Regions from separate parts of the Homo sapiens genome. Here regions 1, 3 and 4 are each linked to region 2. The links are chromatin loops, found by intact Hi-C in ENCODE. Cell type or tissue: chondrocyte. All regions are shown on one strand. Region 1 has its middle 320 kb from the start of CDH2-AS1. Region 2 holds the start of CDH2 (cadherin 2). Region 3 has its middle 240 kb from the start of CDH2-AS1. Region 4 overlaps CDH2-AS1 (CDH2 antisense RNA 1).

Region 1 (8,000 bases), 570 kb before region 2:
AAGATTTCTAGCCCTAGGAGAGGGCTACCATGATGGGATCCATGACCTTCATTGCGCAATACAGCCACTACCATCCCATGGCCAGGCAGAGGAACTAAAGAATAAGTACCAGAACTTCTCTTTCTGCCAGTTCTTTGTCTGACTCTTCCACCCCCAAATCTATCAGACAAGCAGAAGACAAGGAAAACTGATGGATGCAATCCACAGGAGTCACCCTCCCAGACAGCAAGCAGGGCAGGGACAGGGGGAGATGGATCTGGAGGGGGCAAATAACAGCTCTTCCAAATATCTAGCTTTTGACTTTCTCAAATCTCAAGGAAAACAGCAGATGGCCTTACATACAAATGATAAATTGAAAATGTATCTATATCAGAAAAATAAAAATGGCCAGAGGGTCTGCAGCCACATTCAGAGGACCACTAAGGTTATTCAAAATCACCATGTGAGAAGCCAACACAGCTTGGCTGGCCTCAGGGGTAAGCTGATCTCAGGGAACACTAATGCTTACCCAATGCATAAGAAGGAAATGCTGCAGCCTATTTTACTCTAACCAAGTTATGCGGTTGGAGAAATGTGCTTTAGGGAAAAGATGAAACAGCTCCACCCAACACCGAGAGCAGGTGACACCTGGTAGTCCTTCACATTTGAATTTCCAGCTTAGCGTCTGTTTTTAAATGAATTATGAGCTTGCTCCCACTGAGACCTGTCTGCTATGGAAACAGAGGCATGCTCCCATCTGTGGAAAGGTGATATTTTAAAGACTAGCCTTTCACTAAGCAAATTTCTTAATAGTAGAGCCATTTGACTACTAGGTCAACTTCCCCAGACAGCTGCTCAACTACATCAACAGCATCGAGGAGCAGTGCCTTTAAAAAGCAGAAGCATATTGGATCTGGAACTGCTAATGGATCTTTAAGGAGAGAAATGCAAAGGAATTAAGGCACATCACTCTTTGGCATGTTTGTGGCTGTTTTTGTTTCATTTCCAGCATATAAAAGAGTAGGTTATGATTATCCCAAAGTGACTTTATAATTAATATTGTTCTTAAATAATATATTCATAAAATGTAAGTATGTTTGTATGAATAATGTCAAAAATTCTAGAAATGCAGAAAGCAAGAAATAATTCTAGAAAAAAGGCCTTGGAGAGGAATCTACTGCTCATAAAATTTGAGTAAATTATTTGGTTCATACAAGAGGCTTTTTTTTTTCACATCACTTTTCCCATACTCCAGCACTTAGTATGATATTGTTGCACAATCAAAAAGTTGCTATACAAGTTCAGGTAAAACTAATTTTAAAGAACTCGGTAGCTATATGTTATATCATGGCAGACTTTCTACAGTAACTTTACTGGTTCCCTATAAATAGAATATTAATTGATGATGAAGAAAATAAAGCAGTAACCATACCAGAGTGGGAATGGCAGTATTGTCTTAAACTTCTGTTAATAATTGTTTTATTACAATGAATTACAATGACCATGGAAGGTTCATCTGAATACCAAATTCACTTCTGACTAGAGCTACTGGAGTCAGAAACCATATGAACTCATAATGATGAGATATTTAAAAATCTTTGTGTAAAACATGTAGCCTGGAAAACCATGAGAAGCAATGTTTAACTGTCTTTCTGGTCTGCAAATACATACTCACATACTTAAAAGTGGGAATCTTTAAGAGCTGGGTATAAAGGAATATTTTATAAGCTACTTTTCAATATTTTTGCATTTTTATGTTAAAGGTTACTTTAATACAAGAGTAAAATTCATTTTAAGAAATGGAACTAGGGTAAAGTAGATAAAGCGTAACCAGGAAATTTGTTTTACATCAACAAAGCATAGTGGAGAATTTCATATGTTTTGAAGAGGAGAGTGTATGGTGGGTATTAGAGGAAGAAGTTTGTTTTATTTATTTTATTGAGACACTTGAAAAATTCCTTGCTGTCTAATTCGCCTTACATTGAAGAGCCAGTATGTGGTTACCTAATACACTGTTAAGTGAAATTTGGTAGTCATCCATTTAATTTGATCACAAACCAAAACATTTCAGGAAATATCACATTGGACATGCATTTTCTAGAGTAAAATTTGTATTTTTCAATCAATTGATTTTTGGTTAGTTTCCCCTTAGTAGTCAAATTCTACAATATATTCACTTTACATTGGATAAGATAGAAACAAAACACGTTTCATGGATTTAAAACATTACCCTTCAATGGTTTTTCACACTTTCTGTATATATGTAATATACATAATATATAATCCAGACTTATGCAGAGCAGTTAGCCCCTTCCTAACTCTGCTCTCTTTATTGTCTTAGAGTTAACTCACAGCACTCCCTGAATATTCATGATCAGCTTATGGAACTGAGTGCTCCAGGTTGCTTCCATAGCCCCCTACCTCCATGGCTTTGCGCCAAGATTTCCTCAATTTGAAATGCCCTTCTCTTTTTCTCAGTCATGTAAACTCTTTCTCATCTTGAAGGGTAAGCATATCCTCCTCTGTAAAGCTTTCCTTGTCACACCAGGCAAAAGTGAGTCATTCTTTCCGAGATACCACAACACTTTGTAAACATCACAGCATTATCTAAACTATATTGCAATTATTTGTTGACATGCCCGACTCCACCGCTAAGTTGTGAGCTAGCTTATTCTCATTTATACCTGCCCCACTATTAGCATGGTGGCACACAATAATCTTTAATAATCTTTGTTTAATGAATGAATGATTATATTAATGGCTGAATTTTAGAGTTGGCCTATTGAGAATCAATAGTTTGTTTTATATACACAGGAAACAATAATGAATTCAAAAGTTTATGTATCAGTCATTTGTATTAGGGCAATATTAAGAACAAACAACAGGGACTAGTGCTTTCTTGATCCTGGCATATGTGCCAATTCCTAATCTCTTGCATTTGCATGTGTACAGACATGGCCTTTTTTTTCTAGCTGCCTCTGCTAAACATTAAGTACATTAACAGGCATGGTAGAGGCAGATAAGATTAACAAAGCGGGGAACAGAAGTTCATAGGTTTATTCTGGTAGGAAATACCATAGAAATAATCCAGACCCCACTGCAAACCTCACATTCAGCAGGATAATTGAATCTTCACATTCCTGTTTTAGAATCACATTGAGCCAACACAAAGCTTGATGTACCACTTTCTCTAGGCCAGTAGAGGGCAGCACACACTTCATTAACCAGGGAAGCAAGGTTGTGCTAGTCACACTTCAGCAGCCGGAGCTTGGAATAAGTGTTCTGGCAACAGAGATCCCAGGATTCTACCACTTCAACCAAAAGTCCCCTCGAAAATGCTTATTCTTTTAAAAATTTTGTGTTAACATCATTTTACCGGCTTCCAGCACACTTTTCAAACTGTGATTAGATATTCGCCTTGAGGGACAGTGCAGCAGAGTGGAAAGACCACATAGGCTTTAGGACCAGACAGAATAGGTTTGTACATCTAGAATATACTACTACTAGCTGTGTGCCTTGGTCAAGTTACTTAATCTTTCCAGTCCTCCTTGTTCTTACTTTTAAAACACAGATAATAAGATCTACCTCATGGGTTAATGTAAGATTGAATAAGAACATTTGCATCAGTTTGATGTTTTATTATTGTCTTGCCCCTTGTCTGTTTCTTCCCATGTGGGGCAAACAAACAATATCTACAAATGTCTGTCATGCACATTTTGTCTTGCAACATGTCATGGCAGAACCAAAAAGTGCCTATCCAGAACCATCCTTGAATCAATCTGCCAAGTGAGCCCCATATTTCTGCCTGGAGCTCACACTGGAAGCAGGCAGAGGACCACTCAAGAGGCAGAGGGGAGGATGGGCCTGGCCCCTGTTACAACCTCCCAGAGCCTCTATATGTGTCTAGGGTAGTGGCTGGCAGGCTGGGGAAACATGGGTCAGAGGAGTGGCTGGGGCTTTTCAGAGATCAGGAGGGCTCCTAAAATGGGAAAGAAGATTAATTTATGCAAGGTCCTGTCCTGGGCCAATTTCACATACCCACTACGTGTCAAATCTGGAATTTGAAAGTGTCTTAGTTCCTTCTGGCTTAGATAACAGCCAGATAACAGAGTACTATAAAGTGGGTGGCTTATAAACAATAGAAATTTATTTCTCATGGTTCTAGAGTCTGGGAAGTCCAAGATCAAGGTGCTGACAGATTCAGTGGTTAGTAAGGACCTACTCTTCTGGTTCATAGACAGCCATCTTTTTGCTGGGTCTTCACATAGCAGAGGGGCAAGGGAATTCTCTGAATTTCATTCATGAGGGCTCTGTCCTCATAACCTAAACACTTCTTAAAGGCCCTGCTTCCAAATATCATCACATTGCAGATTAGGTTTCAACATATGAATTTCGGGGGGACACAAACACTCAGTATATAGCAGAAGATGAGCTAAGAATCAAAGGTGTCATAGCCAGAAATAATCCAGGAGCACCAATGAAGTCCGGGAGGCCCAGCAAAGAGTAGTTCTGGGCACAAGGTGTGGAGGGTTTAGACAACTGCAGCAAAGAGAGGCCTTAGCATTGAATCAACAAGCAGAAGCTACTGAGGGCCTTGGGGTTTCTGCAGTTAAGCTGTAAGAAACTAGGCAAAGAAATGGCAGTTTACAGGCCAGGTGTGATGGCTCAAGCCTATAATCCCAACAGCTTGTGAGGTCAAGGGAGGCTGATAACTTGAGCCCAGGAATTTGAGATCACCCTGGAAAACGTGGTGAAACCCCATCTCTACAAACAAACAAAGAAACAAAGAATACAAAAATTAGCCAGGCATAGTGACATGCACCTGTAGTTCCAGCTACTGGGGAGGCTGACGTGGGAGAATCCCTTCAGCCCATGAGGTCAAACCTCCAGTGAGCCAAGACTGCACCACTGCCCTCAAAGCCTGGGTGACAGAATGAGACCCTATTTCAAAAAAAAAAAAAAAAAGAAAGAAAGAAAAAGAAAAAAGAAAGAAAGAAAGAAAAGAAAAAGGAAAAGAAATAGAGAAAGAGCAGTTTATTACTGCACTATTTCTCATAACCTCTTCAATTTAACTTCTTTAGCTTAACAATGGACAATACCTATTACTTTATTTCTTTGAACTTGTTTCTTCATCTGTACAATATGGGCCATAAAACTTCAGGGATATCTTGCGAAGGTGAGATAAGATAGCACTGCTGCAGTTTCGAGGACCTGGTAGGAACTAAAGAGTTAGAATTCTTGCCTTTCACATATACATATGTAAATATACATATTTATATCGCTCACAATGCTTTTTGATGTTGTTTATCTTACTCTATTTTCCACTTTTAAAAAAGAATATTTGATCACTAGATTTAACATAATATTTTATAGATATGAAATCAAATATTAATAAAAGTATACTCTAATTTCTCAATCTTGTATAAGTCTCACAGATTTTATTACTAAAAATGTTTTGGTTTACGTTGTTTTTGAGCTAGAGTCCAACTTTATTTCTAGTGTTTCAATACAGACATGCCTAGAATTGGGAATTTGTCTTTTAATCTGAAAAATTAATATCATATGAATGGATAATTGTAATAATGGATTTTCTAGAATAAGTTCCACTTGGTGAAGATTATTACTTTTAATGTACTGGTGCTGAATCCTGTTCACTGTTATTTTATTTAAGGTTTGTGCATGCATAGTCAAAATTAAGATTGCTTAGGTGTTTCTCTTTTTGTGTGCCATCTTTGTCCAAGTTTGGGATCAATGTGATACTTTACCATGAAATAACAGAGTTTTTCAAGAAAATAGTTCACATACTTATATTGTGAATATGTAAATGGATGGGAGGAAATGATTCTGGGTGAGAGACATTTAGGTAGTGATAGGGAATAGCACAAAATCCATAGACTATTTTACCTACGCAACAAATTCTAGGAGTGATATGAGTAAGTAGCTCATGTAAATGTTACCGGGCAGGTATCCTGCCATGGAGAAAGAAAGGTTGAAACCCACTGGTCCAGTTAATCTGTCAGGTTCATTCCATTCTATTTGTAATAAGAACAAATTCTCAGCTATAAACTCCCCCACCTCTCAGACAGTGCATGACCATCACTAGCATTTATGAGAGTGAGTGAGAGCGAGGCAAACACTGTTCTAATGATCTCTGTGGGATCAGCTGGCAGGTACATGTTGATCAGAGGCCAGGATCAAATAGTGACATTGATTTGGTCACTAAGTTCCTTTTGGTTTTCCAGTCCACCTCATTTAAACCTCTTCTGTTTTTTGGGTGTTTAATTTTCCTTGTGGAGTCACTGCCCTTGATAAAAGTTTAATTACAGGGCTGGGCTCAGTGGCTCACGCCTGTAATCCCAACACTTTAGGAGGCTGAGGCAGGTGGATCACTTGAGGTCAGGAGTTCATGACCAGCCTGACCAACATGGTGAAACTCCGTCTCTACTGAAAATACAGAATTAGCCCGGTGTGGTGGCAGGCGCCTGTAGTCTCAGCTACTTGGGAGGCTGAGGCAGGAGAATTGCTTGAACCGGGGAGGCGGAGGTTGCAGTGAGCCAATATCGTGCCATTGCATTCCAGCCTGGTGACAGAGTGAGTCTCTGTGTCAGAAAAAAACAAAAACAAAAACAAAAACAAAAACCAGTTTAATTACTATTACTGGTTCTTTGTGAACAAAGTATGATGTAAAATGCCATGTGCTGCCCTCTGCAGGTTATTGAAATAAATGGCCACTGTCAGTCATTCTGAGTAGTTTTGTCAGAAATTTTGATGAGCTCCCTATGTTTTGTTTTGCTTTTTATCTTGCTTACATAGTTCTATATGCACAATGTCAGCATTTTGTCCACTCAGTATATGTTTATTGTTCCTAGTAGATACCAAGTACTCAACTAGGTCTAAGGAAATCATTGACAAATAAAAGCAGATAAATTACATTCTAACACTGTATTTTGAAGTTAAATATGTAATGTTTCTAAGATGAAAAATACTATGAAGTAAGACAAGGAGATACAAAATGATGAGGAGTGTTACTTACATGAAGTTGCCATGAAAGACTTCTTTGATAAACTGATATTTGAGGATAGACCTGAAAGAAGTGAAGGAAAAATAATAAGGATATAAGAAAAAAGGTTTCTGAGTAGAGAGAAAAAGTACAAAGGCCCTAAACCACAACATACTTGGCATGTTCTAGATACAGCAAGGGAGCCAGTGTGGTCAGAGCTGAGGGATGGAGGATGATAACAGATGATCATGCTCTGAGAGGCATAGAGAAGCAAGACCATAGAAGGCCTTTGGGCCATGGTAAGAATTTGGGGTTTACTGTCATATGAAAAGGCATTGGGGATTTTGAACAGAGAAATGATATGTTCTCACATATGTTTAAAAGTATCACTCTGGCCCTTATGTGAGAAAAGACCAAAGGGGACAAAGATGGAAGTAGAGAGACAAGATAGCAGGCATTGCAATGGTATAAATGGGATAATAACTTGGCTTCGTTTAGCAAAGTAGCAGCGAGGTGGGTTAAAAGTTGTCTTGTTTGGTATGAGATGTGAGCAAATTAAAAATCAGGAAGACTACACAGCAGGTTGGGCAGGTTAAATTTGAGGCAGAGCTCACACTTAAACATGTCATTGGCCTACTAGACATCCAAGTGAAATATTAAGCAGATAATTGCACAAATATGTCTGGAGTTTGGGAATAAAGTTGAGGCCAGAGTTATAAATATGGGAATCATGAACTTACATAGGGGATTTATTCCGATGGGAATGGATGAAATTAACAAAAAAGTGAGAGTAGGAAGAGAAGACTTGGAGGCTTGAACCCTCAGGCGTTCAAATATTTGGAATCTGGAAGATAAGGTGGAACCAGTAGAGAATGTTGGGAAGGAAAGAGGGGAATCAAAAGAAAACAGTAGTTCAGAATCAAAGTGAAGAAAGTGTTTCAAAAATGGAGACACTGGCTTTGTTGGGCAATGCTAATACAGTACTATGAGAACCAAAATAATTTTGAACTTACAACATAAA
Region 2 (8,000 bases):
TACCATCATGAAAATAATCTGCTCCAGAAAGATTTTAGTCTCTACATGTAAAAAGCAAGAAATATCTAAAAAGTATTTCCTTGTAAAATCTCAGTCTGAACTTTTAGAAGGTTAGGGCAGACTTTGATGAAAGTATAAAAGTCAGAAAGTACCTATGGTTTAATATATAGTGTTTTAAAAACAAGTGAGGATACATAAAATACTGTTTTTCAAATTACACCTAGTATGTTTGTAACCTTTCACCTATTAGTAATGACCGCATGCCTCAAGTTAAGAAAAGCAAAGAAATATACATAACTGTGTCTAGTAAGTAAACTCTGAACACCAAGTTAACTCTTCTTATTTTCACAAGAACTTATGTTTCAAAAGCACATGAAAATCAAATAAATACTGAGAATAAACACGATTTACACTTAAAATCACTGCTGAATCCTTGCCACATTCTAGAACAAAGCTGCTTCTTTTTATGTATACTTCATATGTTGAATATTAATTTCTTTAAAATCTGTACCTAATAGGTGAAAAACACATAAGGTTTATCCATCGTTTTTCCAAGGTCCTCACGCAGGGTTGAAACCAGGATCTGTTAAGTCTTAGAAATGAATTTCTATGAACATTAAAATACTGTCCTAGATGCCCCATAACCCATACAAACGTATTTAAATTAGAACAATGGGGTTATGCAATTAAGATGTGAACTAGAAAAACAACACAGGTTTCTAATATATTAATTAACTAGGTCAATGGTAAAAGCAACATTGATTTTTTTTCTTAACAATAAACCTATGTAAAGATTTGAAAGTCACTTGTATTATTTAAAAGGAAAGCTAGTTATAACTTTGTGATATAATATTTTATACTTTTATCAGGTAAGCTGAATGCTCAAATTCGGATTTTTTAATATAAAAAAGGCTAACATCTTAAAATAAGACTAAAGAAAATCTTGATGTTGAACATCATAACATGCAAGATTGACTAGAATTATGTAAATCTACATAACAAGACTAACTAAACTAGTAATTTCTCTAAGTAAAATAAGGTACACAGACACTTCAGTTAACAATTCAAGGCACAGAGTCCTTTGAATATTCAATTATATTTAGCTTGTAAAAAAACAAGGGTGCTCCGTATCTGCACTAATAACCTACATATTCTCTTTTCTAAAACTATCGGCTGCTTAGTCTGGAATTTAAAAAAAAAAGAAAAAAAAAACCTAGACTGTTAATAGCAGCTGACTGCAGGACAGCCACTTTCACCTTGCAGATAGAGCTTTGTTGTTCGGGCGTGTAAAGCAGACCATTAGCACAAAGTCATTTCTAATCTCAGTTGTACAATCCACATGGTGCACTTAACCCTAAAACTCATGTTGCGTAAACTGCTCTGCTTCCACTCCTAATGACCTTTCAAATCATTCAATGTTACTGCTTGACTTGTACTCATGAATTAGAGGACTGCCAAATAACTTGATGAGAAAGTTATAATTTCTCCTTTCCTGAAGGTTTAAAAAAGTCAACATTGGTATAGAAGAAACTGAGAAAGAACATACAATGGAAAAGCACATTATTTAATGCTTATAAACGATATTTTTAGAAACACTTAAGAAAAAACTGACAGAAAATTCACACCTGACTTCAAGGCAGATGACTAAAACAGAAAATGAGAGTGCTCCACTTGTAACACACATAGATTTCCCACAGTATTCATGACCAACAAATGTCTCTTCGTGTCCTAACTTCGCTGCACAGTATTCAATTAAAACTCACTTTTAGATGAAAAAGTTTGTGAAAATAACCATCTGCTGCTGGATTCACACTGAGGATTTACTGTCTGTAAATAAGACGACCCAATGCTGTCCAAAAATTAGTGTTTTTAAAGTAAGATTTGTAAAAAATGTATCACATCTCCTTTGTTAAAAAAAAATCCTAATACACAGGAGTCTTTAAGTTTGTCTTGCCTTCCATTTAACTTCAAATACTTTAGAAGCAGGACTTTTTTCCTTCTTCCTCCTTCAGCCTAACCTCTTTAATAAACCCCATTTTTAAAGAAGAAACAATAAATGAAGTGACAGGAGGTCAAAGAATGAGGAGTGTGCGCTGGGAGAATAAAGGGCGGTTTTATAACAGGAGGTACTTTTGTTAGCAAGTGACTGGCAGGTCTCCTCCCCCAAGTTAGAAGGAATTCCATCCACTCTCCAAAACTGCAAAGGCCAAAAATGTCTAGTCTAATAGTTCTGAAATCCCCGAGTCAGGAGAGAGCCGAGTGGCGGATGGCGAGTGGGGGAAGGGAGAAAGACCGGTAGGAGACTAAAGAACAAAAGAAGAAATCCAAGAAAGGGAAAAGGAACGCTGGGACCCTGGCCTGGGAGGCAGGGGTGGGGAGAGACAAAGTGAGAGAGCACGACCCGGGAGGAGAGCGTGGAGCCGGGCAGGGACAGGCGTGCCGCACCATGGCGCACCATGGACAGGGCTCCGCGCGGCGGCGGCCCACGACCGTCTAGGGGTTGCGGGAGAAAGCGCGAGAGACTGCGGAGGCCAGCCCCGTCCAGCCCCTGCCCCCGCCCCAGCAGCACTCACCCCCCGGCGGGCCGGAGCGCGCCAGGCCCTGACCCGTGAAGACCACGGAGCGGGGTAATCCACACCACCTGTCTCCACCCCCGGAGCAGGCACTTCCGAGCTGCGTCCGCACTTTTCGGGGCTGCCAGCTGGCAGTAGAGCACCTCTCCCCTTGCCCCGAGGGCGACAGGCAGGGGGACCCTCCGTGGATTTTCCTGCCCCGCGGCGAGGGTGGGCACGCCCCTTTCCCGCAACCTTCGAGGGACCCCACGGCAGGCGGAGACCGACTTGGGACCAGGGCACTGCACCCGCCCAGCTAGAGGGTCCCGGCCGAGGCTGTGTGAAGTGGCCTCCAGGCCTGGGCTGGCTGGTCGGGAGGAGCCTGGGGGCATCCTCGGGTTGGAGGCGGCGGAAAGTTGGGCTGCCCCCGGGCTGGGAACCCGCAGCGTGCAGTGGCGAGGGAACCTGCGCCCGGACTGGAGCAGGTGCTTCCTGCCGCGGAGGAGCCTCTTAGTAGAGATTAAATGAAAAGGCTCGCTGGCTCTCTCCCGAGGGTATGAAAAGTACGGAAGGCTCCAGGCAAAGGCGCCCCCGGGGCGCATATAGGGCACAGGCAGCCGGACAGAGAAAGGAGCAGCCGCGTAACGGAACTTCTCGCCCGGGGGAGATACTAGGCGTGAGAGGCCAGACTCGTTCTACAGGCAGGCGCTGACCGGCAGAGACTCCTCCGGGCAAGAGGGCCAGATTTTCTTTCCAGGTGGGACGAACACAGAATATTGTGAGGGCAAGAGAAGAAGAAAAGGAGGCAACTCCAGACTGGGATAAAGACAATAGGACAGTAGAGCCCTTGAGCACCGGGAGGCGCACGGGTGCAGGGTGGGGTAAGGTGGAGGCAAGTCCCGTAACTAAGACACCAGAGTGAGAATTCCTACTGTAAACTCGCGACCCATCCCTGCAGAAATAAACAAAAAAATTGGAGCAAAGTACTATGCGAGGGGCGAAAGGCACAGAAAACTGCAAAACCTGGGAGTTATCCTGCCTCACCCTCCTGCTGCCTGGGGACACCCCCCGCGAGCTTGCTCGGCCCCGAAGAAGGAGCAGAGGGGACCCGCAATCCAGCCCCTAGAGCCCCGCCAGGAAAGGCGCGAGAGACCTACTGGCCCCGGCAACCCTGCCCCGGCGCCCGGACGGAGCCCGATGCCTGCGCAGCTACCGGCCGCGCGGCGCGGCGCGGCGCGGCGTGGCACCTCCCTTCCCGGGTGCGCAGCCCGGCCCCGCAGCGGCGCGGGGAACAAAGGGACCCGGCGCCGCCCGCCCCACCCCGCCCGTGGCCCGGCCCGCGGGGACCGCCGCGTACCTGAAGCAGGGCCGCCAGCAGCGGCAGCAGGGTCCGCAGCGCTCCCGCTATCCGGCACATGGAGGCGGAGAGGGGCCGAGCGAAGAGCCGGAGGAGGCGGCGGCGGCGGCGGCGGCGGCGGAGGAGGAGGAGGCAGCGGCAGCACCAACAGCGGCGCGGAGAAACGGCTCCAGGCAGTTTCCACCCCCTTCCCTTCCCCTCCCCTCCCCACCCCCTTCTTCGCTGCTCTCCGCTCCCCGCCAATGGAGAGCGAGCTGATGACAAATAGCGGGCCGCGGAGTCCGCGGGACTCGCACCAGGAGTAATAAAACAGACCCAGAGATCAAGGAGCTGGGGAGGGGGCGGGGGAACAGGGAGGGAGAGCGTGTGAGCGTCTGCGAGTGTGTGGAGGCGGCTGCTGTGGCAGCGCAGGCGGCTCGGCTCCGGCCCGGAGCGCAGCGGAAGCCGCGAGGGATGCAGCGGCGGGGACCTTGGCCGGTGGAGGATGTGGAGGTGGAAGTGGAGCGGATGGCGCTCCCCAAGAGCTCCGCCACGCGAGGTTTCGGGCTCGTGGTTTTGCTTCCTCCGGGTCCCCGCTCCAGGGCCGCTCGGCGCGACGAAGACGCCGGGGACAGCGCCGCGGGGAGGGCGCTCCGGGTCGTGCGTGCTGCACCCACAAAGAGCAGCAGTCCCGCCACTCCGCGCCTCCGCTGCGTGGGGGCCGAGGGGCGCTTCTCGGCTCCTCTTTCCGGTCCCCCGGCGAGTTGGAGACTGTTCTCCGGCCTCGGCCGCAAGGGGGTGAGGCGAGGGGCCGGCGCGGTCTCTCCCGCCGCGGCTCCGTCCCGCGCAGCTGCTGCCGCAGCCGCCCCTGCTGCCCGCGCACCGGCACCCGCCCGCCGGTCCTCGCCCTGCGCCGCTCACTCGCGCGCGCCGCCCTCCGTCGCCGACCGCGCACCCCGCTCGGCCTCCGCTGCGCGACCTGGGCGAGCCGCCGCCGCTCTCCCCGCGCTCGCCCCACGCGCTGCCTGGCTGCGCGGCCCGCTCCCCTCTCCTATTCCTCCCGCCGCCGCCGCCGCCCTCGCCCCCGCCTCCCTCCTCCGCCGAGCCTCCCCGCCCGCGTCGTGGCCAATCGGAGGCCACCAAGCTGCGGCTGTAGCCGGCCGGATCCGCGGCAGCCGCCCGCCCCCGCCCCGCCGAAGCGCCCCGTATTTTGCTGCAGCCCGCGGGGGGTCGCCGGAGGGAAGCCTAGAGTGCGCCGAGCACCGCCCCGGCAGGTGGAGGGGCTGCGGGAAATAAAATAACTTGGGCAGGAACTTGATTGGTAGCAGGTTCATCTTTGGTCCGCGGTAGGGAATCTAATGGAGATGAAGAATGGTGGGGAAGGGGGGGCGGTGTCTCCTTGGGAGCCTAACGTACGCTTCTTTATTTTGTCATTCTTTGGAGATGGGTAATCTTTCCTGGCAGGGGCAGACACAGCAAACTAAGGACGCAGGCCAAGCTCATCCTAGCTATTGTTGTCTGAGGCGCTCGCCGGGAGCCACCTGCGGGCGGGGGAGGGCGGAGGCCGCGGCTCCTCTCTGGAGCTCGCACCTTCAGCTCCCACCCTTGAGGATGTACTGGAACAGCCCAAGTTTTTGTGTTCTTGTTTTGTTTTCTTTTGTCCCCTCTGGGAGTTTGAGAGTGCATGTTTGTTATTTTATTTGAAATCTCCCGTTTTCTATTTCTATTACTACCTGTTAGTGGTACTGTTCACATTTGGGGCCAACAGTTTCAGGGTACTTTTACCCTCTCCTACCACCCCTAACAACAATTTTTAAAAAAGAGAGAAACTAAAAGCCGGAACTTGAGAAAATAGGATTATATAAAAGATAAAATGACTGATACAGAATTCTCACCACGTAAAGGATTTCTGCTGGCTTCCTTTAAGGCATGAACTTCAAGTGCAACACAGTGAGAGACTTTACAAGTTTGAGTCACAAGCATTTGTGGAATGGAGCGGGGGATGGGGAGCAGTTTTTGTTTTTTCTAATTCTGGTGAGGTAATAAATTTTCCGGAACCTTTTTTAAGAAAGGTTTACAAGTAAATAGAAATATCCGTTTTATGTAAGCTTTTCAACACTTGGGAGATCGGTGAACTTCATTGCAGTTAATGAATATTTTCTGCCTTTATTGCTTGCTTTTCTGCTTTGGGTGACTGAAATATTAACTTTATTTGAGTTTCAAGATACCGATCATTTAAGAATCTGATGATGAACCTTTAAAAACCAGCTACTAATTTCTTGACATAACTGATACAGCTTTTAATAATGTACTGTTGCTGGCTAGGCTTTTAAAAATTTAATATTCATAGGGAGGCTTATTCAATTTTAATTAAAACATAATATTGTAAGTTTTTTATGAAACAAAATTTTTCCTGGATTTTCTTTCTTTTCAAAAGAATAAGAAAGGTTATGTTAATTAAATTTAAAAGATGAGATGAAACACTTAATATAGTAATCAGAAGTGCTTGTTCTTACCCTTTCTCTTCTTTTTTTGCTAGATATTATTGTCACACTATTGCTAGTCCGCCTAAAAGTTATCTTTGCAATAGAGTATTTATAAATTATGCTTTCTGGGAGTCATGCAAAATAATAGTAAAAATTCAGTTGAGATATGGGGATATGTTTGTTGTATTCCAGAGTGAGATGTAGAGATCTCATCTCCATGGCTAAGATTTAAGCTTCGACCCTCGTCGTGGGGTTTCGACTGTATCCTCATCACTCCTAGCAGTACCCATTGATGTTTATTGCCATTCTGATTAATTTAAAGGTGGAACAAATTTCAACATGAATAACTCTATTTCTTGTTAGTAGTATTTACTTGAAGCTTTAAACATGTCCTTTATAAATTAAGCACTTATGATTTCAAAATCTCCTTTGGAATGGCTGTCAGTCAAGGAATTCTCTGATTCCAACAGTTTTTGATCCTTTAAGTAAGCACTTGCAGCATGTTTTAAAAGTCCAATTTGCATGCCTCTCACTCTTCAGTGGTTGTGAATTGTTTTAGCATCTTGCCTCACTTTAAGTTGATCACCTGGTCAGCCAAATCTTGCTAATAATAAATAATAGGCCTCTGATTACAAGAAGGAATAGTCTAGTCTAAAATCATGCTGTTGGAGACTTTGTGCATCCATTTGATGTTAATGAAAGTAGATCTGGTGTTGACTATGATATCCAAACACAGCTTTACCTCAGTAATACCATACCTAAGATTAGCTAACGGGGCCATTCACTGTCCTGGGCAACTGATGACCAAACTCGCAGATTTTTAGCCCCTGCTCAAAGCATTACTTGTCTGAAGACTGGTTTTCCATCAGCCTGTAGAACTCCAGGGATGTAGGGGATTGTCAGTGACCCAGAGAAACAACCAGGTGTTATTAGGGGTTGGATGGATGGAGACAAGAAAAAAATATAGAATAATATAAAACATGACTGCATTCACACATCAAAAATCAACCTAATCCTTCATTTCTGACCTATGGAGTGATGCCTGTTGACTATAAGAGGTCTGCAAACCGTTATGGAAACCTGATTAAATGATGTGCTCTGAACACATGGCCCGTTTTTATATATATGTAGAGGTCACGATGATTCATTTCTAAGCATTCATTTTTATATATGTGTAGTTTTTATATGTGTGTAGAGATCATGATTTGTTTCTAAGCATTCATTTCGAAAATCGTAATAATTTTTGTTCTGGTGTGTTTTGTCAGGCAGGAGATGCTAAATGTACAAATTCACCATGTGGGTGTTTGTGTACAAGGGTTCTTGCTTTGGACATAAATGCTCAGCAGTAGTAGTCTAATCTAGAGCCTCCTCTCCCCCACCTCCCCTTCCCTACCCCCTATAGATACACACCGCAAAGACAGGCCCTACACTTGTCTTTGTCTCTGACACCTAGCGCAGTGTCCTTCCCAATGTTGAATGAAGACCCCCTTCTCCACTCTTCCTCCTCTCCCCATCTTCAGAGCAAACTAGGATTGTCCCTCTCCCTTAGAAAGTACCCCTCAAATTACATTTTCTCCATAATTAGCTTTAGTGTACATTAAAGCTGACTTTCCCTGGGTAATATCC
Region 3 (8,000 bases), 490 kb before region 2:
CTATCCCAGTGCTAGTGACTTTAGTCTTTGTTTCAGTCTGTTTAACCGCTTTCCTGCTGCTTTTACAAATGTAACCTCTAGATTCACAGTTATGGTTTGACAAAAAAGGAATAGACGGTGCCAAACAACAAAATGGAACAAAAAATAAATGTATGTGAAATCATGTTCCGCTATGCTATCCATCATCCAAGAAAATAAAAAGTAAACAAAAGTAAAACCTAATCATAAGTATAGTTGCATGCATGTTCCTTGTATATAATTTGTAAATGAATAAAATCATACCTTCTAAAGGTTAAGATGTCTCGTATTGATGTGCCAATAGTCATACTACATATTTTCAACATGGATTACAATTTAAATACATAGTTAAAATCGAAACACATTTCCTGCCTACGATACATATTGGAAATCTACTTACTTGTAATATCCTTTTTTTTCAATTTCAGGGAATTTTTAATACCATCTTCAGAACCTACACAATGCATTCAAAGCTATTTCACAAATATTTATTGGGTGACAACCATCTGCAAGGCATTGTGCTCAGCATCCTTTTGAAAGGATTTTTGAAAGCTATTATTCTTTTGAATGTGCTCATTTGAGGCAAATATTTTTCTCCATGGATGGTGGGTTTTACTGAAGAAAATGGTCAAAAGTTATTCAAAGTCAGTTCTGATGAATGACATGGGTATGATCCATCGAGCAAGATGACATCCTTAATGGTCAAAATTATGGGTGACTATAAATTTACGAGGCCGATTTTCTTGTGTGGTTCATTAACTAGATTTGAAGAAAATTCCACAAGAGGAGTTCCAGTACATTTTGAGTGATGGAAGTTATGGTGAGGTGTGTGGTGCAAAAGTAACCATTTTGATGGATGGCACTCTTGCATATATCAGTCCTGGCATGTTTTTAAAACACACTCAATGCTTATGGTCACACATTATATATAGTGCCTAAAAAATACTGGACACTAAAAATGTCCACCCATATTCATAGGCAGGATAATGTAATTTTCTAGTGACTGTGCTTTCACCCCTGACAAAGATAGAAAACAACTAATGGCACATGTGACTTGTCCTTTTCAAAGGAGCTGGAGCTTGAGTGTTATCTATTCCAACAAAGGAATTGAGCTACAGGAAAACATCCCAACTTACTAATGCCTTGACAATGCTTGGCTTATAGAAACTTCTCTAGGTAGCATTACTTGTAGAAGTAGTCACAGAACGATCCTGGCTCTTATCGTTTGTTTAAAGATCAAAGCTAGTTTAATAGAGCTTTAAAGTAGTGATCCCCAACCTTTTTGGCACCAGGGACCAGTTTTGTGAAAGATGATTTTCCATGGACCAGGGGGTGTGTGGTGGGGTGGTTTTGGGATAAAACTGTTCCACCTCAGATCATTAAACGTTAGTTAGAATCTCTTAAGGAGCATGCAACCTAGATCCCTCACATGCTCAGTTCACAACAGGGCTCATCCTCCTCTGAGGAGCTAATGCTGCTGCTGATCTGTCAGGAGGTGGAGCTCAGGTGGTAATGCTCACTCACCCTCACTCACCTAGTGCTGTGCCACCCAGTTCCTAACAAGCCACAGACTGGTACTGGTCTGCAGGCCTGGGGGTTGGGGACCCCCACTTTAAAGGATTAAATCATAGTCAAGTGTTATTTGTTGACTACTTACTGGATTCTAAATCTTCCCCAAATTCTTTGAACTATACTCAATCTAAAAGCTTCTCTTTTACAACCTAAGCCAAGAATTGTAGATAAGATGTATTAGTTTCCTAGGGCTGCAGTAACAAATTGCCTTAAACTAAGTATCCTAAAATAATAGTAGTTTATTGTCTTAGATTTCTGGAGTTCCAATGTCTGAAATCAAAGTTTCAGCTAGCTTGGGTCCTTCTGGAGGCTGAAGAAGAATATGTTCTATGACTCCCCTCTAGCTTACGGCAGTTGCTGGCCATCTTTGGCATTCCCTTTCTCAGATGCATCATTTCAATGTCTGCTTTCATCCTCAGATGGCTTTCTCCCCTCTATGGGTTTTTCTGTGTCTAAATTTTCTTCTTCTTATAAAGACACAAGTCATTAGAATAGGGTTCACCCTAATCGAGTATGACCTCATTCTAACTTGATTCTATCTTCAAAGACCCTATTTCCAGATAAGGGCATATTCAGAGGTTCCAGGTGGCTTTGTGCTTTGGAAAGAAAGATACTATTCAACCCAGTACAATAGGTGTACTAGAAAATTGAATATATAAGTATACAGCTCATTTGTGTAACCAATACCCTAATCAAAAATCAGAACATCACTAGTCCTCTAGAAGCCCACCTCACACCCTCCTCTAGTAACTAAATGTCCAAAGATAGCTATTGTTCTGATCACCAACAGCAAAGACCGCTGTTGCCTGTTTTTAAAGTTTATGTAATTGAAAGCATACATTATGTACTCTTTTGTGCCTGGCTTCTTTCACTGAACATTTTTTTGTATGAAATTTATCCATATTTTTGCATCTAGTCATAGATTATTGATATCCAATGCTATATAGTATTTATTATATTACTATACCACAATGTATCTATCCGTGTTACTATAGATAGATACTTGGTAATTTCCAGTTTGGGGTTACTACAGAGTGCTCCTATAAACATTATAGTAAATTTCTTTTGATGATCATATGTATACGTTTCTATTGTGTGTGTAATTAGATTGAGTGGAACCTTGGGGTGGAATTGCTGGTCATAGGATATGTTTATGTTCAGCATTAGCAAACTGGGTCAAATAGTTATTCTAAATGATTGTACTTATTTACACTGCAGTGTTTGAGAGCAGGGGTTGTTCCACATCTTTCCAACAACTTGATACTTTTCACTGTTTTTTCTTTGTTTTTTCCCTCTTCCATTCATTCCCACCCCCTCCTACACAAGCATACCTCAGAAAAGTCATACTGTAGCTAAAAGCCAAAACAGCCTATTAAATTTCTTTACTTTTCAGTCTTTCATAAGGCTACATCTCTAGAAGGGGAGGATTCAGGGTACAGACCAAATGCCTTGGCCAAAATGTCTTGGCTAGAGGCAATGAGACAGAAAATTTCGGTCACAAAGAAAATGACTTGCCCAGAAGTAAAGGAGAGTGGGAATACCCACATCAATCTAGACAGATTTCTCTAGGAAGGGTAATGCGGTGGGATGCCCAGAAGCTTCTCCAGGGAGATGACAAGACCCGATAGAGGAAATAAATTTTGGAAGTTGGTGCCTCAGGCAGACTTGAAGAAATAGTTCTAGTACTCCCAACAGCAAAGAGCCAATGAATAGCTATGTTAACCAGTACAATGAACATTTCAGATAAACCTGTGTGGGCAGTTAACAAAAAGACAAGATGGGGCCCTTTACCAAGCTCATCTCCACACATCCTGAGGCCACCACAGAAAGATAAAGGAACCCCAAGAAAGACTGAGATTAAAGAATTCAGCCAAAACAGTAGGATTGGGGGCCTGAAGTAAAAATTGAATGATTCTTTCCTGCCATTCCATAAAGGTAGGAAACTTGACTCTCAATTTCTTTGCCTACCTAAACTTTGAGCAGAGGAACTCATACACAGATATTTAATAATTACTTATTGAATAATGAATGATAACTAGCAGTAAGATCCAAAAATGCTTTAAGCTTAATCATGGGAAAACCTATTATTACAAGTTAACATTTCATCTCTGAGTATTGGGGATAAAGGTAACAGAGAAAGGGTCACAGTTACTCACATAATTGACATCAGCTCCGTAGATCGGGGAACTAAACCTGGGATGCTTCACTTATTTCTCAGACTCTGATGCTATTAAAGGTCTTTAGATGCTTTGTTTCATTCTCTGTGATAGCTGTACTGGGGTGATGACATTTCATCTTGAATGTCTAGAGGCTTGTTAGCAGAGACCGTGTCACCACCAGGGATCACAGCATTTTTGTGCTCAGTCCTTAGGGCACTGATCTTGGCTGTACAGCTGGACTCAGCAGCAGACGCCACATGGTCTAACATGACAAGCAGCTGGATCTCCAGCCAACAGGCCGTTATTTTCCTAAAATGAATGGCAGTTTGCAGAGCAGAGAGGGTGTTGCCTTTTTCCTCCATATGTGAAAACAGCTCAACTTTAGCAATCACAGAGATTTGAAGAGATCAGAAGAGAAAATGGTAGTTTATTTTTGCAACATATAACTAATGTGTCTGTTTAGAGCAGGTGGAAACGAGCATCCCAATCTGCCTAATTTAGCTCTACAAAATTGATCTGAGGTTGGATTGAGTTTAATGCAAACATAGAGATAAAAAAGAAGGCAAAACATCTAAGTATATAAGTAAACGTTTACATTTAAAGTGTTGTATATAAGTTGTCTATAAACATAATTATCAGTATACCATGCCTTTCACTTTCCCAAAAATCTCTCTTTGTTGCAAGTCAGTCCTCTGTCACTGAAAGCTGTACATCAGGAAATGAGCAATAGAATAACTGCAGACTTTAGACCCACATTTTCTCTGAGACTTGAAACTATCAAGAAACTGGCAATTTTGTTTCTTGCAGAAGTAGATGCCTGCCTTGCAATTTGAGCAGTGCTATTGGCAGTTATAGGGACATCTCCTTTATTTCCTGATGAAAGTAAAATGTCAGCCAGTCAAAAAGGATTTTTTTTTTCCATTTTTTATTGGGCAGTGGCTTATGGCACTTTTGGCCACCAGGGGGAGAAATGCATAGCATGCTTTATGTCTGAGTGAATCTTTTGAAACATTGTTTTCAAAAAGTATTCACGCTCTTCACTTCTTGTGACAGCTGAATGAGCAAATATGTTGGAAGGATTGTTTCTCAAGTAAAATACTCTACATTTTGGAGTTCATTTATTCAAAGCCATTCAAATTTGGTGAAAGGGTCAAGAAGACATGCAAATAGCACATGAAATGCTTGCATTATAGTTATAGACATGGAAAATTATTTGCAGTTTTGAGTCTTTTGAGGTACAATTATCAAAGGATATTTAGAATGTCAAACAATAAATGGGAGTAAAACAGTTGTAATTCTGACCAAGGCTGGACAACCTCTGTGTACAATAGAATACTGGATTTCGCTAAGTAGCCCTTCTGTTTCTCTATTGAAAAGAAGATAGAAGAAACAAATAATAGAGGCCCTCCATTAGTAAAAGTTTCTACTTGATTTTATGGGGTTGGGTCTAGTGAGAGATATAATGCTTTTGGAGGCTGAATAAAAGGATCTCCAGCCATAGTTACATTTGGGATTTTGCATCCTTTTAAACAGAATATATTTTAAGATAAGTTAAGCAGAATAATAAAAGATCTTATCTGGTTACCAGTGCATTGAAACTATTCCAATTGGAACCATATAGACAAGGACAATGCATCACTTTAGAAAGCACATAGAATCTGACAGAATTAAAAATAAATATAGTTAAATTTGGGAAAGAGTAGTGTAACAGAAAAAACATCATCGACTGGATCACTAAAACCAAATTCTGGATCTTTGAAAAGACTACAAAATTGTTAAAAAGAAAAACTTAAGTCTCATCAATAAGAGAAAACAAAATATATCAATAGTATTACCAATAATATCCTTTAACTGCACATAAAGAGGGGATTTACCGTATTAAAAATATATAAAACATATATAACAATACATTTGAAAACCATACCAAAACTGACTCAAAAATTTTGTAAACCTAAGAAAACATTTTACGTAGATAGGCAAAGCCTGACAAGGTATACTTCTAAGAAAGAATGAATCCAAATGATTTTGCGGATTTTTCAAAACCATTAAGGAAAAGCCATGTTCTGAATTAGAGAACAGAAAAAGAGGGAGGGCTTCTCAGTTGATTTTAAAACCTAGCATTGTCTGTGTCCTAAAATAAACTAATGAGAAGGACAAAAAATATATAGTATATGAACACTGATGCAAACACACGTGCACACACACACACTATTTTTAAATAGAACAAAGGGATATATTTTAAAATAAACAAAGGGATATATAAAGAGCTTAATGTAAGCTCTTAAAAATTAAGAATGGAAAAAAAACTTTTTAACCTGATAAATAGTAGTTACCAGAAACCTATAAAAACATCATTTTTATCATTTTCAATGTTAAAATGATTAAATGAGATACATTTTAATGTATCTTATTAAAAACATCAGACACAAGATATTTTGGCAACCATTACTAATATTCAGTAATTTTAGTGAAGTAAAGATGCTTGCCAAAGCAATAACACAAGAAAAAGTAATGTGGAAAACTATATAGAAGATAAAAGCTATGCTAATTTAGATGCTAAGAATTCCTACTTAAATACACATGGCAAGAAACAAGATCAACATAGAAAAGCAAGCTTTTTATAGCACAATAATTAGACAATTCAGTTCAAAGAATAAAAACAAGGACCCCATTCAGGGAAAAATAAAACCATAAAGCATCCAGAAAATAACCTAACAAATGCCAACCTACTTGATGACTATTTTAAAAGTTTACTACAGAACAAAGTAATAAAGATAATAAGGTATTTGTAGCCAATACTACCAAACAGTTTTCCAAAGTGGTGGTATAAATTTAGACTCCCTCCATTCCAGTAATATATGAGAGGGCCAGTTTCTCTCCTGTACTTAATATTGCCTTCATGGTTTTAATTTTCATGTCTTTAATGAGAGATTGAAACGTTTTTCAACTTTCATGGAACTGACTTTTCTACATGGTATAAGATAGGACTCAATATTTTCTACCAAACATATATTTTTATGGTTCAGAACCATTTATTTAATAGACCATCTTTTCTCAACTACATTGCAGTGTCTCCTTTCCTATAAATAGTTCACCACACATGTGAGTCTGTTTTTGGACTCTATTCTGTTTTACTAATCTACTTGTTTATCTTTGAATGAATTTCAGTTTGTTTTAATTGTAATACCTTTATAGTAGGTCTCCAGATTTAGTAGTGTAAGTCTACCAACTTTATTCTTCTTAAAGACTGTCCTTACTCATTTGGACTTTTTTAGTTTTTATATATTTTTTAAAATTAGATTGTCCATTTCAAAAAAGCATGCTTTTTGTAATCTAACTGGGGTTACATTTGATTTAATAATAAATTCAAAGAAAATTAATATATTTAATACATTGAGTCTTACAATATATTTATTTTGTTCCTGATTTCTCTAGGTAATGTTTCATAGATTTCTGTCTACAGGCATTTATAAAAATATATTCTATTGATTTATTCCTAGTTATTTAATACTTTTATGCTATTTTAAATAATATGTTTTTCTATTTTATTTTTAGTTGTTTCTTGCTTTGTACAGAAATACTATTGACCTTGCATCTAATGGCCTTGCTAAATTGACTTATTGGTCCTAATAGTTTATTGGTAGAATATTTTGGGTTTTATACATAACAATTATGAGTTTTAAGTCTTCCTATCCAATTCTCATACTATTTATTTTTATTTATTTATTTATTTATTTATTTATTTATTTATTTATTTTATCTGCTTTATGCAATGACAAATCTCCAAAATAATGTTGAATTGAAGTGGTTATATTGGCAATCTTGTTCTGTTTTTGAGTTCAAGAGGAAAGCTTTCAGTATTTCATTATTACGTTTGATAATGAAATATCAAATGCCATTGAGAATTTTCATGGGTATTCTTTAGAATTTTCATGGGTATTCTTTATCAGATTAGAAAAGTTCTATTTATTTACTGGTTACTTTCCAAGAGTTTTAATCATAAGCAAATATAACATTTTATTAAATGCCTTTTCTGAATTGAATTAATCATCTGATTTTTCTTCTTTATTCAGTTAACGGAGCATTACAGTAATTGATTTTCAAATATTAAGCCAAACTTTTGTTACTAGGGCTAACCCATCTTCATTGTTATTATCATTTTTATACATACCAGATTCAATTGATTTACTAATCTTTTCCTTGGAATTTTTGTGTCTATGTTTATAAGAAAAATTGCCATGTAATTTTTGT
Region 4 (8,000 bases), 230 kb before region 2:
TAAGCTCAACCATTATCCATCAAGTCCTTCCACCTTCCTGGATGCCTCTTATTGTAAAGAACCCTTGCCAACTCTTTGGAGCTTTTTCTTGTGCTTTATTTGGACAATAGTTTTGTTTTATGCTCATTTGAGGAGCCATGTTTTTTCCACCCTGAGACTAATGAGTGACTTCAGTCTCCTTGGCTCCCATTATAGTTCCTCCATTCTTCAAGGTCACTACATGATTTATTCACATATTGCATCTTTCCTAGAGGACTAGTCACGTGAGAAATAAGGTTTGACAATAGAAGAATCAATTTAACATGCAAAAACAGTAAAAGACAGTATCCTTCAAAGGACAAAATAGCAGTTTGTCACACCATTTAATAATTTTGTCTCACCATTAAGAAGTCATAATTACAATAAATTATTGCAACTGCAAGAAAAACAAAATCAACAAGCAAACATATCCTGGAACAAAAGAACAAATGAATAGCTCCATCTCTGACCTGTTTCTCTGGGTTGTGCCATCAGTACATTCTGAGATAGCTAAGTATTGGCTTTTAGTTTGTAGGAGAGATACATACATACATAGCTGAGGTTTCAATCTAAGTAGCACCTTTTTTTTTTTTTTTTTTTTGAGAAGGAGTCTCGCTCTGTCGCCCAGGCTGGAGTGCAGTGGTGCTGTCTTGGCTCACTGCAAGCTCTGCCTCCCGGGTTCACGCCATTCTCCTGCCTCAGCCTCCCGAGCAGCTGGGACTACAGGCACCCGCCACCACGCCCAGCTAATTTTTTGTATTTTTAGTAGAGACGGGGTTTCACCGTGTTAGCCAGGATGGTCTTGATCTCCTGACCTCGTGATCCGCCCGTCTCGGCCTCCTAAAGTGCTGGGATTACAGGTGTGAGCCACCGTACCTGGCCAAGTCCCACCTTTTTTATGATACATATGCCATTTTTCCAAGTTATTGATTTAATATTTAAAACCTAACATTTATACAGCCTTTTCCAGTTTATAAAATACCTTCACATCAATGGTCTCATTTCACATTCTTCAGTTGTGCTAAATGATTTCATAAACTTGATGATACTGGTATTAAGTTCTTGTAAAGAATGTGATTCTGATTAACGAAAGCAATTAGATATATTTGCTTCTATGCCCTGTATATCCAGTTATTAAAGTTTAATGTTGCATGATGACCTAATTTCTGAAAGATTCCTATACATGCAGCCAAAGGGTTTAAGAGGAATGATACTATTAAGAAGGGAAATATTAGAAAGTAGATATAGAATTAGGTGAGCCAGGCTAAAATAGATGGTTCTGCTAACATAGCTGAGTTATTAAATCTGCACTTTTTATGCCAAAGTCCACAAGGAAAATCTCCAGAGTAATAAAGTTTGATCTCTTTAGGATCTATCACTTCCAGGCAATTTAATCGATTTTCAGAATTTCTGTGTTTCCAAGTTTCCTGGATGTACTTGGATATTCTTCCAGAGCTGGCAATTAAGGAAACAAAGTTAACAGGTGCTGAAGCATTCTGGAAACTGGGACCAGAAATCAAGTACAATTCTACTTCCATAAACTTGACTATAAGGGCCAAATAAATTATATAAAACATATTTAATGCTGCTTTTAATAATGGTAAAAAGTTCAAAACCTGGAATGCAGAAAACTTAGATTTTTTATTTTTTATGAGGTAGGATAAACTCTCTTACCCACATAAGTGTGTATACTGGAAGGGCAAAAAGAATATGTATGTTAGAATTACAAAGTTCTTATGGAAGTTCTGTCTGAAGTCTTTTCAAATAATGTTTGAAAAAATATGAGAATAACCTGAAACTTAAAAAGCTTTTTGAGAGTGAAACATTTTCTTTCTTTGTAAATTATAAAAGGCTATAGTGTAACAATTATAGGTAGGTAGATAAACATGAACATGTCTTCCTAATAATAGATAACAATAGCTAACTTGTAATGGTGTGGTTACAATGCTCCAGGTGTCCCCTATTCCACAGACAAGGACACAGAGAGAATGAACAAATTATCTGAAGTTATGCAGCCATTAAAGGGCACAGGTGGGATTTGAACCTAGGGAGAATCATACCAGTCTGTACCTCTGGCCATGTTTAATTTCTTCTCAAGGCACTTGAGGATGTTGCAGTGCTCTGGAAGGCCAAGAGTTAGTATATTAGAAAAACAAATGTTTTTTATCCAAGCTATGCTGCATAAAGAAACAGAAGAAAAGATTCATCTTTCTTAGTGGAGAAGAAAATGAGTTTCTGCTAGCAGACTACATGTTCCCCCAGAGCCCGGAAATGTTACTTTGATTTCCAAAATTGTTCAGCTTACAACTGGAAAATGAAACATGTCGGCCAGAGATGGTAGGTAGGTCTTGTTTTGTGTATGAACGAGATTGTCCATAGTGGCTGTGTGAGTGCGCCTGGCAGCTTTCTAGGCCCTGGAGAGACTGATGAGTAAGAACGCTAGGAATGTGTCAGTCTTGGTGCAAGCAGTCAAGGAACTTAGTGAGTATAATAAACCATTATGTTTTCTAAAAGTTTCCTCTTGTCCTGAGGTCTCCCATTCATCTCCTTCCCCACCACACACCCACACTTCTATGCTTGTGTTTCACAGGGTATTATGGTTCCTTGTAAATTATGTGATTCATTCGTAGAGTTTAGAATGAACTAAATTAAAGATTTAATTTAGGTATATAAATATTTGACTATCTGAACACCCCAAAATGGCGATCCTATGTGGTTCAACTAATACACACGTGGTACTATGCAAAAGAGCCACTCTTTCTTTTATTCACTCAGCCCTCTGTCTTTTCACTCAGTGTCTTCTAGAGATAAGTAAGTGTGAGCTCTGGAGCTAGACAGTTGGGCTTAATAAATCATGGCTCTGCCACTGACTAGCTCAGTGTCAGTGGACAAGCCACATAACTTCTCCTAATAGAGCTTCTCCATCTCAAGAAATCAGGAAAAATAAAAGTGACCTTATATACCTTAATATGTATTTCATAGACTCAGACACTCTGATGCTAGTGCTTTACTGATGTTACCAAAAAGCATCAACGTAAAGTTTTCACACAACTACAGCACCTTGCTGGGGTAACGCTATTAACTGTATGCAGCTTCTTGATCTTAGAATTGTTAAAATGTGGGAAGTAATGATGAGTCTATAAGACGTGATGAAGTAATTACTATAAATATTAAATGAATTAATATGCCAAGTCCACAGCCCAGTATCTATGCACCTGGAAAGAACTCAGTATTAATAAAATCCATCCATGTTGTTGGATGGGTTTCTGTGTAGGGGTTTACACAAGACTGGCCATAGTTTTGGTTCAACGCAGTCTCTGAGGCCATGTTTTCTACAACCACAAAAGAGGTCCACTTTAATTTATATTGTTCACATGAGGCCTGAAGAGATGAGGCTTTGATTTAGTTTTATTTATTCCAAAGGTTGCAGAGTTACTAGTGCAGTGGTATGAAACTAGGTATTCCAGGTGAAAAAACTGTGGGACAAAAGGAAAACATTTCCGTCAGTCTGTGGTGGTTGATGCTTTTTTAGATACCTAAAGATTAAGATGGAGATAAAACAGGAGAAAATGAAACAAAAAAATTATTACAATAGTATCAGCCTCTGAATATAAAAGCGATTTAAAATGAAAATAAAAATATTCTCATTCAATGTTTTGCTGCTGACCACGGATGTTAACAAAATGTCTTTACCATATATAATAAAAAACTATTAGAAAAAAGCAGCAAACTCTAAAATTTCAATATGCAAACTACCTTTCTCACAAAGTAGAAACTAGAAAAATAAGCTGTCACTGATAAATATATATGTATTAACCTACAAGATAAAGGTCAACATTCTTAAACTTGCAGTTTTTTATTCAATGTTCCTTAGTTGCAGAGAAAGATCAAGTAAATTACTGTAGAAGCTGACATCCATTTCATAATTAAGTTAGCCATTAATTCCTGAATTCCTGAATATATGAATACTTTTTTGAATTACTCGAGGTCAGCATGTCCAAAGTTTAAAACCTGATTAAATGAATCTAATATATCAAATATATGTTGGCTTACAGTAACAGAATACCTCAAAGGATGTCTGTCTCCCATCATGTTTCTGATTCACAAACATGTTCTAATCAACAGGCTTCACCTCTTCTCCTCCTTCTGCCTCCTCATCCAAGAGTGGGCACTTAAAATATCAGGTCAGGTGTGGTGGCTCATGTTGCATGTAATCCCAGTGATTTGAGAGGCTGAAGTGGAGGATCACTTCAGGCTAGGAGTTCAAGACCAGCTTTGGCAACATAGTGAGACTTCCTTTCTAAAAAAAAAAAAAAAAAAAAAAGGCCAGGCACACCCTAGTCCCAGCTACTCAGGAGCCTGAGGTATGAGGATGTCTTGAGCCCAAGAAGTTTGAGGCGGCTGCAGTGAGCTATGATCATGCCACCGCACTCCAGATTGGGTGCCACAGCAAGACCCTGTCTAAAAAAACTGTAATTCTCATGTAGGCTTAGTTTTTGCTAAAACAATCATAAAATATATATTCTCAGATTTTAAGTTGTACCTATCGTTAGCATATCCATTTGTTGTACTAGAAATTGAAGGTACTGGAATTGCTTTAAATATACAAATAATCTCTCTCAAACTTGTTTTAGCTGCTGTAGCATCATCTTTTTCCACCCACCCAGTGCTTAATTAGGCTAAGAAGCAGAAAAAATGGTGATGTGTGAGTTCTTACTACAAACCTTACAGAAGTACTGACGATCAATGAAAAAGCAAGACCCGTAAGACTGAATTTGCTGCATGAAAAAAAAGAGAAGTGCTCTTGCTTTCTCCCCTCTGAGTCCTTTCATAATGGGGGTCAATCAACTGATACTTTCCAGGAAGGAAGATTTTTTTTTTTTTTTTTTTTTTTTTTTGCTGTTTGCTTGTTGTTGCTAAGGATATGGTGATAATAACTGTCAGGTAGTTTATATTTGTATGATCTCAAAGTCATCTTGTATGAGTCAAAAAAGTGACAGTTCAGGATCACATGAACTCTAAGGTCTTCCAGTTTTCCTTATGAGTTAGTCTTCCAACTTTTCCTTTGAATATGAAAAATGATACTTTCTCCCCCCAGTAAGGAAAAAACTTTTAAATCAAAACATAAAGCTACAATGCGGTAAACATGAGAGGGAAAAGGAGCCTGGTTGTTGAATGTCTCTTCTTTTTAATACCATCAGGGTCCATTAACACGCTGGTGACCTGGAGATACCCTGAAGAGCTGTGGGAACAACCAGTGAGAGCCTAGTTTATTGAGGTCACAACTCAAAATGCAGGATTGTTATTGGCTTAAAAGGAGGTAAACTGCAAAAATCAAATCATTGTCTGGACTGATGTTTTACCAATCCACTGTTACAGTGTCTGTTTGAAAATGGCATTGAAATGAAAGTTTTAGGACATACATGTTGTTTAAAATGTAGAAGGAAAAATTATTCAAGTTATTAACAATGAAGAGATGGACATGCTACATCAGACTAAAATCACACACATATTTGGCTAAACAAACAAAAAATCAGCAAAAGAAAGCAGGTATGGCTATATTAATATGGAATAATGTGGAATTTAGAACTGAAGGTACTGAAAGTTACTGAGCAAGGACTGGTAAAAGTTACAATCCAAGTTTTAAGCACATATCATCATGGTCTGGAAATACATCCAAAAAGCTCATGGGAAATGTTAATAAATCCCTTTCAAGAACTGATAAACCAAATGGAAGTAAAACATTAGTATCTGAAAAACAAATTAATAGGCTTGGAGAAATGTGTACCCAATAACCAAATGAATAAATATTCTGTATCGATAAATATAAAGCTGGTTCTCTTAATAGAATAATAATATTTGACTACCCTGATGAAGAAAAAAGTAAAAAAGAAAAAAGGGAGAAAGAAAACATAACCTAAGGTATGATACAGATTTTATGAAGATAATACTGTATGGAATTTTCTATTGATACATTTTTTAAAAGCTAGATTCTGCAAGAGACTTTTCAGGAAAATGTAAATTGTGAAACATGTTCAAAAATAAGTGCAATATCAGAATTATACCTATTCCTACTGAAGAAAACCTATCCCCAAAATGATAAAATTGTAGGAGAATTTGAGCATTTTTAATGGAGAGTTCATTGTGATGTATATAATCCAGAGCATAGGAAAAATGGCAATCTTCCTAATTACTTATTGTAGGCTAGCATAAGCCTAAGACTAACGTTGAGCAAAATATTGAAAAAACAAAGTATAAGATAACCACATATAACTTAAAATTCCTGAGTAATATAGCAGCAAATAAAATATATCAACCCATTAAAAGAATAACATTATGACCAAGTAGGTTTATTCCAGGAAAGTTCAATTCAATATTAGAAAATCTAATGGCATTAATGATGTAATTCACTCTTATTAATGGGCTAATACACAATCATCTATGTAGATGAAGAAAGTGTTATAAAATTCAACATGTACATACAAAATTTCAAGGTAAGTGAAGTATAAACTGGTATCTATACTAAATGCTATGCATAATCGTGAAACATACAAAGCCTTCCTATTATAGTCAGGAATAATAAAACAATGCTTGTAATGATCACTGCTACTAATGGTACAGAAAAAAAAAATACTATTCATCTTGGAAAAGGGAAAAAACTGTCATTAATTGCCGTTATGATTGTTTGTCAGGAAAATCCAAGAGAATCGCCAAAAAGCTATTAAAAGTAATACAACAGTAAAATAAGACAGTAACAGGAGAAATAAAAGTTGATAAATCTCCAACAGAGCAGTAAAGTATCACTAGAAAAAATGCTATAAAAAGTAGAGCCCACTCATAATAGCAATGAAAATTATTAGAGTGTAATAAAATGAGATGTTTAGTGAAATTCCATGAAAGTATATACAATGTGAAAAGTGAGAATATTATAGTATTGGATAGAATAGTAAATGAAACTGTTAGCTTTTCACAATTCAATCAAATTTTGAATAAAATTTGTTATGGAACTTCACAAAATAATTCTACAATTTATGCACAAGAGAAAATGCGAAAAAAAGAACGTAAGAAATTTTAAGAGGCTTCTTCAGAACTGATAATTTAGTGTAAAAATTGAGTATTGTACAGGAATTTAAAGGTCAATGGAATAGAAGATCCGGAAACAAACACATGCTTATATGACAACTGTGATGTAAGTATGTGATATAAGTATATGTGATATAAGTATATGTGATATAAGTGTATATGATGTAAGTATATGTGATATAAGTATGTGATGTAAGCATATGTGATATAAGTGTATATGATGTAAGTATATGTGATATAAGTATATGTGATATAAGTATATGTGATGTAAGTATATGTGATATAAGTGTATGTGATATAAGTGTGTATACGGTAAAGAATGCATTCCACATGGTTGGGTTTATATTGAAGTTTTTAACAAGTAGTGTTTGGAAAACAGATATAAGTGATATAACTTTGATATAAGTGTGTATACGGTAAAGAATGCATTCCACATGGTTGGGTTTATATTGAAGTTTTTAACAAGCGGTGTTTGGAAAACAGATATAAGTGATATAACTTTGATATAAGTGTGTATACGGTAAAGAATGCATTCCACATGGTTGGGTTTATACTGAAGTTTTTAACAAGCGGTGTTTGGAAAACAGATATAAGTGATATAACTTTGATATAAGTGTGTATACGGTAAAGAATGCATTCCACATGGTTGGGTTTATATTGAAGTTTTTAACAAGTGGTGTTTGGAAAACAGATATAAGTGATATAAGTGTATGTGATATAAGTGTGTATATGGCAAAGAATGCATTCCACATGGTTGGGTTTAGACTGAAGTTTTTAACAAGTAGTGTTTGGAAAACAGACCTTTATCTAGAAATGTTTTAGAAAGTTAGATTTCTGCATCACACAAAATCATTTCTAGGTGGATTAAAGAGATAAATGCAAAATAATGGGAACAATAC

What was found. A loop is a pair of places that touch in the nucleus more often than their neighbours do. Peaks named below come from ENCODE experiments on the same cell type or tissue, not always from the same donor. Only the 100,000 strongest peaks of a DNase experiment are listed, where the experiment ranks them.
Region 1: it touches region 2 in a loop (5-fold over the local background); 20 of 110 quality-filtered maps call a loop at or near these places.
Region 3: a loop joins it to region 2, with 3 times the contacts of the local background. A loop is called at or near these places in 12 of 110 quality-filtered maps.
Region 4: a loop joins it to region 2, with 2.3 times the contacts of the local background. A loop is called at or near these places in 2 of 110 quality-filtered maps.

Annotation. Positions count from the first base shown.
Region 1 is chr18:27,602,239-27,610,238 of GRCh38, forward strand. No RefSeq gene overlaps it. Among named protein-coding and RNA genes, the nearest start is that of CDH2-AS1, 320 kb to the right of the region's middle. RefSeq lists an enhancer at 3,027-3,321. In chondrocyte, CTCF peaks have their summits at 3,184 (motif pointing right), 6,696 (motif pointing left) and 6,899; no DNase peak of the experiment used is centred here.
Region 2 is chr18:28,173,054-28,181,053 of GRCh38, forward strand. It overlaps CDH2 (cadherin 2), which reads right to left and starts at 4,077. Exons shown (of 16, transcript NM_001792.5): 1 at 3,910-4,077. The coding sequence starts at 3,969. In chondrocyte, CTCF peaks have their summits at 2,491, 3,218, 4,558, 5,431 (motif pointing left) and 1 weaker place; DNase peaks (open chromatin) are centred at 2,878, 2,948, 4,073, 4,339 and 3 weaker places.
Region 3 is chr18:27,681,305-27,689,304 of GRCh38, forward strand. No RefSeq gene overlaps it. Among named protein-coding and RNA genes, the nearest start is that of CDH2-AS1, 240 kb to the right of the region's middle. In chondrocyte, CTCF peaks have their summits at 4,701 (motif pointing right) and 4,916; no DNase peak of the experiment used is centred here.
Region 4 is chr18:27,940,435-27,948,434 of GRCh38, forward strand. The region is part of intron 1 of CDH2-AS1 (CDH2 antisense RNA 1); the gene reads left to right. It also overlaps a transcript of CDH2 not described here. Among named protein-coding and RNA genes, the nearest start is that of CDH2-AS1, 23 kb to the left of the region's middle. In chondrocyte, no CTCF peak of the experiment used is centred here; no DNase peak of the experiment used is centred here.